Regions from separate parts of the Mus musculus genome. Here region 2 is linked to region 1. The links are chromatin loops, found by intact Hi-C in ENCODE. Cell type or tissue: left cerebral cortex. All regions are shown on one strand. Each heading gives the region's core, and the rest is flanking DNA. Links, peaks and the distances in the headings are about the cores only.

Region 1 (5,381 bases), core at 323-5,322:
TTTTAGTGTTATGATTAAAGGTTTATTTTTCTTGTGTATGATTTGAAAATTAAATCTACACCAACTTCTTGACGGTTGCTTTAATCCTGAACATTGCTCTCTCAGAAACGATTTAAAGCATCTATCTGTACAAAAACTTGGGCTGGACACATCCACATTTCTTATATGTTTAGTTACTTTCTGTTTCCTGTCAGAGTTATGGGATATTATTTTCCATAGTTATGTCAGTTGTAATATCTTACTCATTGACATTATAATACTAGGTATCCTTTCTTTACAGAATACTCTCCAGGATGGGATTTTCTTTCTTTTTCAGGCAAGGAAGGAAAAATCACACAATTCTCTAGGAAGGGAGCTAGGATGTTTTCTGAATGTGGGAGTCTTGCTTCTTTGCCCCAAGACTCTCCTAAGCCTAGGCAAGCATGATTATCTCTCTCCATATCATCCCTTTATTTGCAACATCAAAGGAGCATTTACCACCATTTTTATTTTTTATTGTTGTTCAAGGCCACGTTGCTTTAATCAGGTTCATGATCAGGTGGGTTATTGACTTGAAGGAACTACAAAAAATAGTGTTATATTCACCCACAGGCCTGAGACACTCTGTGTTGAGGAAGAAGGTTTTGTAAAGAAACAAAGATAGTACGATATCTCTTTCCTGCCTGGGTTTTTCTGAACCGGGCAGACCAGGCAGATTATCTAGAATCTGTATCTATCTTCACGGTATCTCTGTGATGGTGTGACAAATGCCAGTATGTGGGAGATGTACCTAGATGGCAGGTGTCCAATCTCACTGAGTTCCTATTGTCTAGCTGCTTTTGTCCCTTCCCTATTTAGAGTTTGCTCTTGGATCCCAAGCATTTCAATCTTCAGGCCACTGTCAGCAATTCAAATGAACAGATCTCACTGGAGGCCTATTGAATCTGAACTCGAGTTTGATTTAACAAAACCTCTTGTGACTCTTAAGCTCATTAACGTTCAATGTAATTAGGCTAAACTAGCCTTTTCAGCATTCTCAGCCTGTTTTCCTGAAATTCTACTCTTGCTGTGCTTAAAAAATATGTATACACACAAAACCAAAATTAATCCGTAAGTATTTTGGTGATATTATTCTAATGTGTATTCTAATTATTCTATTATTCTAATGTGTATTCTAATGTATAATTACACCTTAGGGCGTTTGCTGACCTACTATTGGCCTTTGGATTAACGTTCAATTAGTTAAATCAGTTACTTCTAATTATAACTATGTTTCATATATTTCCTTGAGGACACAAACTGTATTTTATTAAATATTTGTGCTCACACAGTTCCTTGTATGTAAATGCTCGATAAACTGAAAGTTGGACCATGTCTAAAAGATGGAATGAATGCATAGAAATCTAGATGGTAGATTTCTTAAAGACAAGGACAGTCAGGATCTTAGTCATTTTAAAATTAAGAATACTAAAAAAAAAAGTATTAGTAATTGTTGTTGGTTAATTTGTATGTGAAAGGAGACTAATACCAGGATATGATTGTAGATTCTAGAACAGCAGTTCCCAAGAACCACCCTTTCACAGGACTTGCTTAAGACCATTGAAAAAGGGCTGGAGAGATGGCTCAGTGGTCAAGAGCACTAACTGCTCTTCCAGAGGTCCTGAGTTCAATTCCCAGCAACCACATGGTGACTCAAAACCATCTATAACCATATGACAGTGTACTCATATACATTAAATAAATAAACTCTTAAAAAAGACTTCCTTTAAAAAAAGACCATTGAAAAACACATATATTTATATGTGTTTCATAACAATAGCAACATTACAGTTATGAAGAAGCTGCAAAAAAATTATGATTAGGGTTCACCACAACATGAGGAACTGTATTAAAGTGTGGCTGCATTAGGAAGATTGAGAACCACTGCTGTATAAAGCCTAGAGAATAGAAACAGTCGCAAAGGAAACAAGCGTGCAACTTCATGAATTGCTTCTTACCTCAGCCAACTATCAAAACATCCTGCCAATTGGTGTAAATTGAATTCTGCAATTTAAATACATCGCTTAAGTGCAACAGCTAGTATCAGAGCCCATAATTTTGGGGTGTAACCAGCAGCAATTGTGTTCACAGGCGTGTTCTGCAGAGATTGACTGGTGGAAGAGTTAAGAATCTCTATAATACAGAGTCTATATAGTAAATTTCAACACACACACACACACACACACACACACACACACACACACACACACACCACCTCGTTCTCGGTTCTTTTTTGCACATCTGAAACTTTGTGGCTGCGGAAGAACAAGCTTTTGTTCTGTGTTTTCGATCAGACTGGGTAGGAACAATGAAATCTACTTCCCGGCCCTGGTCTCTTTCCGCCCTCGGAACGCATGTGCGAGGTCTTTCAGATGCGGAGGGGACCAGAGAGGGACGGACGCACGGCCCAGCAGTTGCCTGGCAACGCCCGCTGGAGGAGTCCCGCCGAAAAAAGGTCCGGGAGAAGTGTCAGCGGCCAGGAGTGGGACCCTGCAGCGCATTCTTTCCTTGCCGGCGGCCGTCCCCGCGGCTGGCGGGTTAGGGCAGGGGAAATGTTGCAGGAGGAGTCGGACCTGTCCCTCATCATTGCCCAGATCGTCCAGAAACTCAAGGGCTCCAATTTGTATGCTCAGCTGGAACGGCAGGCCTGGGTAAGCGGGGCTGATGGGAAGCTATGGAGACCGGCAGGCCGCAGGATGACCTGCCTGCTACACTGCCTTCACCCAGGCCAGAGCTTTTTGCTCTCTCCACCCCTTTCTGCTGTTTTAAACCCCTCCCTGAGCCTTGCACCTTGTTTGCTCAGACCCAGGAGTGAGGCAATTGTATTTTTTTAAAGATGGGTGGGGCTCATCACGCCCTTCTTCAGGCCAGAGAATGGCCAAGGCTTCTCCCGTTTATTCTTGTAGTCGTTTAAGGGACCTATTTTTTATTTTTTAGATGTTGGACTCACGAGCAGCATGCCTTCCTTCTTTTTTACTTTCTCGTGGATGGATTGGGATCCCATGTGCTTTATTCTAATGTGTCACTTTGTTGCACTTTGCTCTCCCTACAGTGATTTTTTTTTTAATGTGCCCACCTAGCGTTTATTGAATTCATTTAAACAGACTCGGCCCTGCGAGTAGACAGAATAACCAGTAGAGCTTTACTGTATGAGAATGTAGTGTGAATGGAATCCTACAGTACCAAAACTTTTGTGGATGCTTCTGTCCCCGTTAGGATTTTGAGATCCATCCAAACTTGGTATTTTAGTACTTCTGTTCCCATTAGTTTCTCTAGTTAGTACTTACCTGGTGGATATTTAGGTTGTTTAGAGATTATGGATAATGCCAATATGTATATTCTGTGACTTTATCTTTATCCCATGGATTGTCCAGAAAATGTATTGTTTAGTTTTCAAATTTGGGGAGATCTTTCCAGTTTCTTCCTTTTGTTGATTTCAAGTTTAACTCCAGGATGGATAAAATTTATATTATGTTAATTCTTTAAATTTTGTTGGAGTATTTTTTTATTTTTAAGATTCGTAATTTGTTTTCTCTTGTTGAACATCCTTTGTGTACTTAGTAAACATCTTTTTTTTTTTTATAATTTAGAAATGTCAGTTAAGTAGGTTGAAAGTTTTGTTTAAGTGTATCTTTACTGAGTGTGGTATGTGATGATTAATCTTGTTTGTTGACTTAAAACACCTGAGAAGAGGAAACCTTAATTGAGAAATTGATCTCCTAAGCTGCCTCTGTGGACATATGCACGGGGCATTTTCGTGATTCCTAACTGAAACAGGATGGCTGAGCCCACTGTGGGTGGTACCATCCCTAAGCAGGCAAGCCTAGGCTATATTATCAAGGTACTGAATGATGAGCCTGGGAGCAAGCCAGAAAGCAGATCCTCCAGGGTCTCTGCCGTAGTTTCTACCTTGAGTTGCTACACTGGCTTTTCTCCGTGATAGGCTGTAATTTGTAAGACAAATGAATTCTTTACTCCCCCCACACCCAGTTGTTTTGGGGCAGTGCTTTATCATAGCAACAAAAAGCCAAGCAAAATGTGGTGCTTCAGTTAGCATATATAGGTCATGAGTGAAGCAAACTCTGAGATTTTCCCTGTTCCCTTCCTTACACCCTAGACTGCACCCAGCCTTCTGTTACTTCTGGTTAGAGTCTTGGAGCATAGAGAAATTGCCTCAATATTTCTACTACCTCCCAGCTTCACAAGTCTCTCTGCCTATGTGTCCCTTTCCAAGCAATAGGCTGATTTAGTCTGTGCTAGCACCATGGTAGGTGTGGGAGCTTCTGATTCTACACTATTAGTTCATATACCTTATCTGTGCAGGGTCCTTATTAGCCCTGGCTTTTATTTTTCTTTGTTTTGCAACTAAACTCAGCCTTGTATCTGTGGCAGGTGTGTGAAACAGACACACCTGCTCTGGTGTCTGCTAACATCTCTGAATTGGCATGAGGTCCTAGGCCCAAGAGAATTTTTTTTTTCAACCTGTCCACATTGTAGAGAGCTTTTACAACTATTCTAAACTGGGGAGTTATTGCCTGAAATTTTAAATAGAGAGTTTCTGACATTGCTTGTGATTTAGGGTCGTTGCCTCATGGAAGGGGAGAGTATTGTTGATGTAGCAGTTTTATGCTTGTTTTTACATATTTAGCCAGCAGAAGGTACTCTGCAGATTCCTGTGAAACCCTGGTAGATGCTCATGGGAAAGGGCACAAGATGAAAGTGGATTCCTTCTTTCTTGTACTCTGGGCTACTCTAGACTGGTCTGCTAGCTCATAATTAGTCTGTATACTACGTACCTAACCTCTGTGGTTATCTGGATTATAGCTCATATATGGAAAGTTTAAAAGTTAACATCCACATATAATGGAAACTATACTATATTTATTGGGGGGGGGGAGTATGAGTTACCTCACTCATGCTTATTCTTTTTTCAAGTGCCATCCATCTACCTGCAAATTTTATACTTCTATTTTTCTCAATAGCTGAGTAATATTCCATTGTGTGAATAAACTGCATTCCCATTATCTGTAAGTCAGTTGATGGACACCTGACCTGTTTCCAACTTCTGGCTAGTATGAATAGACCAGCAAGGAGCATAGATGAGCAGAAGTCTGTGTAATAGGATGTAGAATCCTTCAATTATATGCTCAAGGGTAGTAGAGCTGAAACATAAGATAGCTCAATCCCCAGCTTCCTGAGAAACCACCACATTGATTTCCATAGTGGCTGTACACGTTTGCACCTCCCTTTGAATAGAAATGAATAGACATTCCCCCTCCCCTGCATCCTCACCAGCATGTGCTATCAATTTTTTTTTGATCTTCGCCATTCTGAATGAGGAAAAATGGTATATCAAACTAGTT
Region 2 (5,381 bases), core at 262-5,261, 140 kb before region 1:
GGTCTAGGATTGTGGCCCTGAGTGGTCAGAAACTGAGTGTTTGCTCAGCTCCAGACAGGCCAGTGGGAGGTGTCAGGGAGAAGAGTGGAGCAGTGCCTGGATAAGGGTTGGCTCAGGTACAGCCCTTCATCTAACCTTTGTTGATAGCCTCACTTCTCCGTGCCTCTTTAAACCTTTAGTTTCACAAGTGACTGGGAAAAGTATAGTTTAAATAAGTCAAAGATTTGAGGGTGACAGAAAACTTTGAGTGGACCCAGTCCTGAGGTAAAGAATTTGGCCCTGCATGCATTTCTTCTAGGCTCCGCCCAGCAGTTACCTACCATCAGCCAGGTGTGAGCCTGGCTTGCAAAAGGACTGTTCGCCTTCCCTGTCTTCTCTTTTCTTCTTCCCCCTCCGCCTTCCTCTTCTTCCTCTCCTCTCTCTCCTCTTCCTCCTCCACTCCGTCTCTCTGCCCTCCCTCCATGTTCCTGCCTGGCTCCCACCCACCCTTTCTCTCTCTCTTTCTGTGCTCTGTCCCCTCGCTTTCTCTGCCTCCACTCAATTCTCACCCCCCTTCTCGTGCCCCAAATAAACTTCATTTTATACTAGACCAGGCGTATGGCTGGTACTGGGGGCGGGATCCTCAGCATGCCCCCCCCCCCCCCCCCCGATAAGATGCCACCTCATTACAAAACACCAGAAGGATCGAGAAATGAACAGGTCTCTCTCTCTCTCTCTCTCTCTCTCTCTCTCTCTCTCTCTCTCTCTCTCTTATATTTAAAACCTTACATTCCATTAATTTTTTTCCACCTTAACAAAATAACGAAATCATTTTTTTTTTTCGTTACCCATCCCTCCCCCTCCCCCCGAGTCAGGGTTCTCTGTGTAGCCCTGGCTATCCTGGAACTAACTGTAGAACAGGCTGGCCTCGAACTCAGAAATCTGCCTGCCTCTGCCTCCCAAGTGCTGGGATTAAAGGCGATCGCCACCACTGCCCGTCAAAATCTTTTTCCTCAGTGATCTTGGTTGGGAAGTAAGGTTCCGCGATTGACTGAAGAATGATGCCCCAGTCTTAAATAGTATGTAAATGCAAAGAGTGTTTTTAATCTGCAGAAGTCCAGCATGCTGGGGTCTCCCATTACCAAGATAAAGAGGCATCCTCACCCCCCAAGTGAGCTTGCAGGCCCAGTTTATAGCACATTAGGGGAATTCTGTGGAAGGCAGGCTTTGTCTACTTTATCTCTAGGCATTCCGAAACCATTACCAGGGCGTGGTGACTGCAAGCTGTTTCTGAGGAATCCCGGGGTTGGTGGGCTTTGTCTTACTTCAACTCTAAGGACATTCCATTCCCCTGGTGTGGAGGCTGGAAACTGCTGGCCCTTTGTCCTTGCTGAAGGTCAGGTGATGGGGCAGTTTCTGATTAGCAGTCTGGAGCCAGGGTTTTTAGGGCTGGAATCAGCCTAGCTTTCTCAGAGGTTTGATCGACAAGAAACAGGGCTCACCTGGAGCAGCAGAGCACTGTCCCGAGGATTAGGCTTGCTGGGGGCTCCAGATGCTGTCCCCCTCAAGCCCCTGAGCAGCACCTGGAACCAGGAGCATGTCCTTCTAATTTGAATAAGGGAAAGAGATGTCTTAGTACCTTCTGGCTGGCCAGCTAGTCCCAGGAAGCCCTCTTGTCTCTGCCTCCCCAGTACTAAGATTGTAGCCATGTGCCCAAGACTACATATTTGCTTGTTCATTCATTCATGTATTCATTTATTCATTTTTCTTTTTGTGTGAGTGGTGGGATTGAGTCAGGTCCTCGTGGTTGTGTGGTTAACACTTTATTAGCTAATCCACCTCCCCCAACCCTAGCGTCTTTTCATCCTATCATCGGAGAGAACCACTGCCTCATGAGGCTGGAGGCTCCCCAAGACCTCTGACAATTCCTAATTTCTGCTTGCAACCCAACCTCACCTTGCCAGGGCAAGTTGCCCTCTAGGTTTACGCTCATTCCAAAGTTCTGCTGTGTTGGGATGGAAACCTGGATCCCAAGGAGAGTCATCAAATCCCCGTACAGGGCTGGACTCGAGCACAGCTTCTGAAGTGACACCAGTTTACAGGGTGATGGAGTCCAGGCGGGGTCTTCTTGCTCTGTGTGGACTCTCATGTGACTCTCTGCTGCCTCCCTGTGGTCAGTAGTGGGGAAGGTCGTCCATGTGCTGTGCTAACCCAGTTTCAGAACTGGAGTGTCACAAACCATCACAGATCCTACTTTTGAGTGTGAAATGGACAGGTTAGGCACAGAGAACAGATGTTTGGACCCACCTGCCTTATAATGATAGTTATACTGGATATATATCTATATATCAATATCTATATGCATATATATATGTATGTATATATATATATATATATATATATATATATGTATATATATATATATGTATATGTCTTACCTGAAGACTCACCTGAGGGTTTCTGGGCTTCACTCCCACAGTATCTGAATCAGGAAGGCTGTGTTGGGCTTAAGAAGTGACATTTTATAGACGTTCCAGGTGGTGGTGATGCTGACCCAAGATCCCCCCCCCCCCCCACACACACACACCTCCACCCTTGTCTTGTGTCTCAGGGGACTGGCCCGTGTCACCATCTCTAAAGTCTCTCAGTTGTGCTTTGGCACTCTCCCTCTCACAAGAAAATACCTACAATGTGTGTAAGGGGCTTGCCATTGAAATGGTTCTTTTCCTTTCAAAGGTTCGCACTAGTCAGTGTGAAAAGTGTACCATTGCATCTTCACACATGCATGTCATTGGACTCTGTTCTCATTTATCTCCTTCCATTGCCTGCACATGTTCCCCCAACCTAGTGCTTTTCCCTCCCAGTTAGCGTCCCGGTCTACTTTAGCACCTCTCTAGGCTCTCTCCTCCTGTCTCATGATACATCCTGCCCTGACTAGTTCTTTGTCAGCTTGACAGAGGCTAGAGTTATGGGGAAGAGAACCTCAATTGAGAAAATTCCTCCATTAGATTGTCCATGGACAAGACTGTGAGGGGTTTTCTTTTTTCTGACTGACTGATTGATTGATTGATTTAGACTTGGTTTCTCTGTGTAGCTCTGGCTGTCCTGGAACTCACTCTTTAGACCAGGCTGGCCTCAAAATCAAGAGTTCTGCCTGCCTTTGCCTCCTGAGTTCTAGGATTAAGGGTGTGCACCACCACCATCCAGCATTCTTGCAGTTCTTTGTATATTTGGATACTTGTCCCCTGCCAGGTTGCTTCCCTTCCTGTGAGCTGTCTCTTCATTCTGATGATGTTGTTCTTTGTGGTGCAGATGCTTAAAGTCAACTGGAATGAGCCTGGCTCTCTTCTTGAAAAAGCATGAGCAAGACCCAATCTGTTGGGAGCTATTAAGACAACACAATTGTCCTGATCTCTGAATTGGGCCTCCCTCCCACCCCCCCCCCCCCCCGAGAAGAAAAGGGGGTCAAAAGCAGGCCACCGACACATTGCTCCGAGAACAACCACAGATTGTTCCAGCCCAAAGTCAGCTCCGGATGTTCTGACCACACCCTGATACCACCAAGTTCCTGCTTCCCCATGTAGTCGCCAAAAGAAAAAATTTCCCGCTGCCCCATCTCTCCTGCTGAGAAGTACTTCCTCTTTTTCTGCTGCCCCATTCCTCCTGCTGAGAAGTACTTCCCCTTTTGCTTGTGCATTTAAGCCTTGAGCCTTGCTAATACAGTGACACCTTGATGCTATTCAGAATAGTTCCATGTAGTTCCTCACACTTGGTGTCTGTCTTTTCTCTCCCCCCATTTGGTTCATAGGAGAAGGTCCCCTCAAGACCCTCGAATAACTGGACCTGCTGGACGGGTCACCAATCCTTCACTAGTGTTGCTTCTTGACTCGAGAAAGTTCAAAAAGTAGGGAATTTAAAGGCTGGGGTCAGGGGAAGTAGGATAGGCGTGCCCTCTCTGTTGTGGAAAGACGCAGCTCTCAGGAAGGCTTGCTGAGTCATGTAATTAATACATGACTCCTAGATTATAGTTTATCTTTCCCTGGATTTCCGACTCCATTGACAGCTAAGGTAAATGTAGCTTGAGAGCTAGAAAACAGACCTCGCTCCTTACCCTGAGGTAATCCACCACTGTGTTTGCTGATTAATAAATTTGTTTACTAGCTAAGACTGCCAGATTTCTTATCAAAGACAGACAGGTTTTCCTTGCTCACGGCTTCACAATAAACGATGCACAAGTTCAGATATAAGCTTCCACAGATGTAATCTGTTACTTCCTTACCTAAACTCAGTGACTAAATGCTTCATATTTCCTCTTCTTGCTATGCCACTGGCCTAACCTAGTTCTTATAAGTTAGCCTAACTCTAATATTCCACTCTATGATCCAACTGTGCGATCACAAGCCCAAACATAAGTTTCCTTTGATTGCCTTTTAACTATAGACTTGAGGTATTTCTCACAATAAACTATATCATCAACTATATTCACAAGGTCAAGGTTTCAAATGTCCTTTGTCTCTCAAATGTAAACTTAAAATTGTTTCTCATTTTGCTAAATTTATATATATATCCAGTTTCTTAGACAGAAGGAAAAAAGCCTTCTTGCTTCTTCTGCTCCATGAAAGGTTTATGTCTTCCCTAAGCTCATCTGAAAGACTGTTCATGCTGTTAACAAATTTATCGCTTTTGTAAATGTATAAGCTCCAGGAAACCCACTCAGATCCACCTCTCATGGACCAAATGGACTCCTCCCAGTTAAGTACACCTTCCTGTTCCAGAGGATGGGATTCCTGTCCTGGGCCCTCGAATCCCCCAACACCCCCAGACCTAAGGGTTTCAAATGTACACCTAAAAAATTTTCTCCCAAACGTACTTAACTTTATTCTCTACCTATAATGTGTGTGTGTGTGTGTGTGTGTGTGTGTGTTTCAGCATCTTGTCAAGTCCAGACGTTTGCTACATCCAGGATAGCTCCAGAGAAGCAACCCACAGATGCTCCAATCTTTTGCATAGACACAGACGCTTCGACAGGACCTGCTCCTTCCTGTCTGTCCACAGACCACAGATAGTTCTATAGGCCCTGGACAGCAAGAAAAAGGTCCCGAGACTCTCCTGAGACTGGACCCACATCCCCATACCCATTTTCCTAGGTTTCCCAGAGACATGTCATCCCAGAGTCATCGGGAAGTAACTAATGATCATGATGACCCTATTCCTGCCCCACCATCACCTCTTTCTAATTTTGACATTTTTAATTAAACCACAGTTACCTGGCAAAAGTCAGGTGTGCCTGACTCACAATAAAAGGGGCTGCTTGGCCCCTCCTCGCTCTCTTGTCTTCTTGGTCCGTCCTCTTGCTCCTAACCTCCCCTCCCCACTTCCCTCCCCTCCTCTCTCCAAGTGCT

What was found. A loop is a pair of places that touch in the nucleus more often than their neighbours do. Peaks named below come from ENCODE experiments on the same cell type or tissue, not always from the same donor. Only the 100,000 strongest peaks of a DNase experiment are listed, where the experiment ranks them.
Region 2: a loop joins it to region 1, with 2.4 times the contacts of the local background. A loop is called at or near these places in 1 of 42 quality-filtered maps.

What each region holds. Positions count from the first base shown.
Region 1 is chr5:53,807,190-53,812,570 of GRCm38, forward strand. It overlaps Tbc1d19 (TBC1 domain family, member 19), which reads left to right and starts at 2,438. Exons shown (of 21, transcript NM_144517.4): 1 at 2,438-2,669. The coding sequence starts at 2,571. In left cerebral cortex, for the core only: no CTCF peak of the experiment used is centred there; a DNase peak (open chromatin) is centred at 2,430; H3K4me3 peaks cover 1,485 bases; H3K27ac peaks cover 471 bases.
Region 2 is chr5:53,670,418-53,675,798 of GRCm38, forward strand. No RefSeq gene overlaps it. Among named protein-coding and RNA genes, the nearest start is that of Cckar, 35 kb to the right of the region's middle. In left cerebral cortex, for the core only: a CTCF peak has its summit at 2,152 (motif pointing left); a DNase peak (open chromatin) is centred at 2,140.